Regions from separate parts of the Homo sapiens genome. Here region 1 is linked to region 2. The links are chromatin loops, found by intact Hi-C in ENCODE. Cell type or tissue: chondrocyte. All regions are shown on one strand.

The links. A loop is a pair of places that touch in the nucleus more often than their neighbours do. Peaks named below come from ENCODE experiments on the same cell type or tissue, not always from the same donor. Only the 100,000 strongest peaks of a DNase experiment are listed, where the experiment ranks them.
Region 1: it touches region 2 in a loop (3-fold over the local background); 15 of 110 quality-filtered maps call a loop at or near these places.

What each region holds. Positions count from the first base shown.
Region 1 is chr2:234,549,344-234,551,843 of GRCh38, forward strand. No RefSeq gene overlaps it. Among named protein-coding and RNA genes, the nearest start is that of ARL4C, 54 kb to the left of the region's middle. In chondrocyte, a CTCF peak has its summit at 1,377 (motif pointing right); no DNase peak of the experiment used is centred here.
Region 2 is chr2:235,594,481-235,596,980 of GRCh38, forward strand. The region is part of intron 1 of AGAP1 (ArfGAP with GTPase domain, ankyrin repeat and PH domain 1); the gene reads left to right. Among named protein-coding and RNA genes, the nearest start is that of TNRC17, 78 kb to the left of the region's middle. RefSeq lists enhancers at 1,005-1,299, 2,298-2,500. In chondrocyte, a CTCF peak has its summit at 1,123 (motif pointing right); no DNase peak of the experiment used is centred here.

The DNA of each region.
Region 1 (2,500 bases), 1.0 Mb before region 2:
AGCATTCTGATGGATTTGGCTGAGGTCAGTCCGCCCTCTCTCAGGGTTGCTATGGAAGGAATCTCTCCATCAGGAGGTGTGTGGACGAGGACCTCTGAGATCTCTGGCTCAACTCTAAGATTCTATTACTCCTTCGTATGATTCAAAGTTGCGTAGGTTCTTCTTCTTTCAGGTGCAGGTGGAAAACATTTAAAGACACAGAGTTTTTAAATTGTTTTATATTTTAGATTCAGGGGTTACACGTGCAGGTTTGTTTCAAGGATATATCATGTGATGCTGATGTTTGGACTTCTATTGATTCCATCACCCACATAGTGAGGGTAGTACCCAGTAGAAAGTCTTCAGCCCTTTCTCCCCACTCCCTCCCTTTCTCCCTCCTTCTCTCCTTTTGGAGTCCCCAGTGCCTATTGTTCTCATCTTTATATTTGCGTGTACCAAGGTTTAGCACCCACTTGTAAGTGAGATGTGACATTTGCCTTTTTGTTTCTGCATTACTTCATTTAGAATGATGGCCTGCAGCCACATCTATGTTGCTGCAAAGGACATAATTTCACTCTTTTTTATGGCTCCATAGTATTCCATGGTGTACATGTATGACATTTTCTTATTCAGTCCACCATTGATGGACATCTAGGTTGATTCCATGAAGAGAGACACAATCTTAATTATTTTGTCATCACAGACGTCACTAAGACAAAAAGAGGGAACATTTAACGTAAGTTCTACAACCTAATGACACCGACAGGAATTCGATCCTGGTTTTGGAAAGCTTAAATTAGACACACACACGTGCTCAGGCACACACAAAGCAGAATTCTTTGTCTAACTTAGACCCCAACTTCAGAGGGTAAGTTCAAGTTCACATCTTGAAAATTTAAATGGCTCTATTAAGACATTCTTCCCATATCCTTGGGTTTAAAATGCAGTGAGTCAACCAGCCAAACTAATTTCGTACTCAACTCTCATATACTTGAACGAATTATGGCTATTTTTAACAGGATTATGAAGATTATCAAAATCACTTGAGAGAGTAAGAAATCCTGTTGGAAGGAAGTATAATACCCTTGCAAAGATAAGTATAATTAGTGTGGAAAAGGGCGATGAAAAATTAATAGAGTTTTAAGGTCAAAGATACATGCAGATGTGTAAAATCCTCAAATTAGTTCTTGTAAGACTCTGTCCTAACAAATTCCGCGATCAGAACATTCTCCGAAGTTTTTCTGCATTCTTCAGACTCTCCAAGAGTGGAAGGTGCCAACTGCATCCCTAGCCAGGGCAGGAGAACAAAGAGAGGAACCCACATCGTGACCACAACCATCTCAGCCCCGAACGACGCTGCTCTCATAGCGAAGGTGTTCAGTTTCACCACTAGAGGGAGCGCAGAGCCCACAGCATCATCATAAGGTTAGGGAGAAAGAAGAAATTGGGTCCAGAAACTTCCTTCGGCATCCCCCACCCACCACAGATAAACGTTACAGCGATCTCATGGGAGAATTGAGAATGCACACAGGTCAAACGATCTTGTGGTAGACCACAGGCTGGGTAAGTTCATTTGCAAGTCCTTGCTGTCTGCTAGCCTCCAGCGCGTGCCTTACAGACACTTTTGATGGATAATCACACCTTTCTCACAAGGGTTCCGTGAGTCACTATTTTGCAGAAGAAGCAACTGAGGCCCAGAGAGTAACTTGTTCGAGTTGATAAAGCAAGTAAGTCTTCCGGACTCCAAAGATGGTGCCTGTAACAGTGTTCCCAGGAAGCACCCAGGACTCAGGACGCTCTTTGAAGATCACAATTGTATGATCTCACTGAAAACAAGCTTCTGCCCCTGAAGTCATGTTTTGACATCCTAGCTGTTCCTGGGAACTCATCCACAACGTCCCATTAAAAGTGGCCATGACATTACAGAAAGAAAACAGAAAAGAAGGAGAGAGTGAGAGAGAAATTCACAAGAGTGCCCCTACCACCAGGAACCTAAAAAACAGAGAGAAAATCCACAGGCCAAGAGGAAATCCACTGGGCTGCTAGTGGAGTTTGACAGAGAAGCACAAGTCATCATCGGATATCCTGTTTCTAATATGAATGGTAAAGGCCTCAATTTATTTATTTAATTTAATTTAATTTTTTGAGACGGAGTTTCACTCTTGTTGCCCAGGCTGGAGTGCAATGGTGTGATCTCGGCTCACTGCAACCTCCGCCTCCCTGGTTCAAGTGATTCTCCTGCCTCAGCCTCCCAAGAAGCTAGGATTACAGGCACGCACTACCACACCCAGCTAATTTTTGTATTTGTAGTAGTGACAGGGTTTCACCATGTTGCCCAGGATGGTCTGGAACTCCTGACTTCAGGTGATTCCCCCGCCTCGGCCTTCCCAAAGTGCTGGGATTACAGGCCTGAGCCACCGCGCCCAGCCAATTTATTTTTACAAAAGAATATTTCTATAACAAATAAGAAAAAATGGAATTATAACAACACTGTTGGTTTATAGCATCGAATGAACAAAAA
Region 2 (2,500 bases):
GGGTAGAGCATCTCTGTGGGCCAGGTACTGTGTTCAGCATTTCATGAGATTTATCAATTTTAAAGAAGAATTGACAATATGATGCGGAGTTTTCCAGATTGCTGTTTGTTTTGAGAGGGAGTCTTGCTCTGTTACCCAGGCTGGTGTGCAGTGATGTGATCTCGGCTCGCTGCAACCTCCATCTTCCGGGTTCAAGCAATTCTGCCTTGGCGTCCCAAGTAGCAGGGATTACAGATGCATGCCACCACACCCAGCTAAATTTTTTGTATTTTTAGTAGGGATGGGGTCTCACCATGTTGACCAGGCTGGTCTTGGACTCCTGGCCTCAAGTGATCCACCTGCCTCGGCCTCCCAGAGTGCTGGGATTACAGGCGTGAGCCACTGCGCCCGGCCCAGATTGCTGTTTTTTTTTTTTTTTTTTTTTTTATGATGTAAAAGTATCAACATATTTTTTAAAGAAAGTTTCATCTGCTGCTATCTAGAGGAGGTAGCTGGAACCAGAGCACCAGGCTGGCACTGGCAAGGAGGAGAGGGCACCTCCCGGCATGTGGACGGAATGACCCAGGTGAGGCGGGTGTGGCGCCAGAGGGGCCTGTTGCAGACCTGAAGAACTCCAGTGTGTTTTGCAGAAAGGGAGTTTCAGAGAATAAGGGGCAGCCTTGACTCAGACGGCTTGGGAGAGGAGTAAGTGCAGCCCAGCCTCCAGGGGAAGGGGAGGAAAACTGAAGGTTTGTAAGGGATCTGGCCAGCATGGTCTTGATGCCTGGAAACAGCTCCTGGGCTTCTCACCAGTATTGGGAGCTGACTCTTAGAAAGGCAGCCTTCCTGGGGAGCACACCCTCGAGGGGCCGGAAACCGTGAAACTGACCAGAAGCACATAGGTCCAGTGGGCACTGAAATACATTCTCAGGAAGGAAGTGTAGCTGAAGTCCAGAACTCAGCTTACTCTCACTCCTGGGCCTGCTGCTGCCTTAATGTGCCTGCTCCTGTGTTTTTGTTCTGATAAACACGTATAGCACTTTCAATTATGCTGTTACTTACAGCTAAGTAAAGCAGTACTAGGTGGATTTGTCAGTGCCACTTCCTACAAAGTGAAGGCTGGATTTTTGGGGGACTCATTTCCAGCAGCCACCAGCAGGTGGAGGGAGTGAGATGCGTAAACAAACTGTCCCTCATGCTTGGTGTTTGGGCAGATGCATTGCTAAAGCGTGCTCACTAATAAATCCCCTGCTGATATGGCACAAATATTTATAGCCGATGATTGATGTGAAATTAACAAAAACTAGCAGTTGACAGCGATATGAGGTGGCAAAGGCTATTTGGGAAAGTTTCCGTTGTCTTTGAAAATTAAGAAAAATTATACGTTTACTTGCCTTGCTAAGAACTGTTTAAGAATAAATCAACATAAACTAGGGCAGCTTCTTAAACTATGATGGAGAAGCACAAGGTCAAAGTGTTTCGTCTCAGAATGAAGCAGTAATGTATTACTTTGCGTACTGTGTACAGGGGCCGGCAGATGTTTCTGATGTTATGAAGCTATGCTCCTGGAAGTGGTTGTGAAAATCGCAGCCCTGTGAATTGTGTGCCCTAAGAGCCAGCTGTGCTCCTAACAGTGATGCCGTCTTTCCATGGAAATCACCCATAAGCACAGCCTTCAGTCTAACTTCATGTCAAGTCTAAGTGGCACAGCTATCCATGAACACTGTAAACATTCCCAGCTCCATCTAAGGTGATTAAACGGAGTCAGAACCCGGCCATGGATGTGTATTCACTGTTATTTAACAGATGCTCAAACTAGACAGGTGGGACTGTCCAGATGCCTGTGGGGCACTACAGAGTTTTGAGGAAATAGAGTCTCAGACTGGAGCCCCAAGGACCTTGAGGACAGGAGTCTACCTGGGGAGGGGCATCCCAGAGACTTACTCCAGCTGCTTAACTCCGGTGTGCCTGGAGTCACCTTGGGACCTTGTTACCTGCAGATTTGGATTCAGCAAGGCAAGGTGGACCTGAGAGTCTGTGTTTCTGGTGAGCCACAGGTAGCACCCCGGCTGCTGGTCCCTGGTCTGGGGAAAGGCAGGCAGAGTTGGAGAGACCCTTCCCGGGTTCCTGGTTGCAGGTGCTGTGTCATCGTATGGCTGTATTTGAGGGGATTGTGTAAGAAGATGTTGTTAAATTTATTTTTAGAATAATAGACTTTTAGATAGAAGAGAAACCTCGGAGGTCAATCAGCTTTCACTCTTCCTCTCTTGTGCCCCAGTCCTAGTGATGAGAAAAGCAATGATGTTTCCCAAGGCCGGGGCTGTCGACTGAATTGTGTCCCTGCAACCCCGTGTGATGGTATTAGGAGGTGGGTCTGTGGGAGGTATCAGGTCATGGGAGTGGACCCCTTGTGGTGGCACGAATGCCCCTCAGGAGCGCTTGCTCTGTACCCTATGAGGACATCATGAGGAGATATGGCTTCTGCAGGAAGAGGCCTCACCAGGAACCAAATTGACCAGTA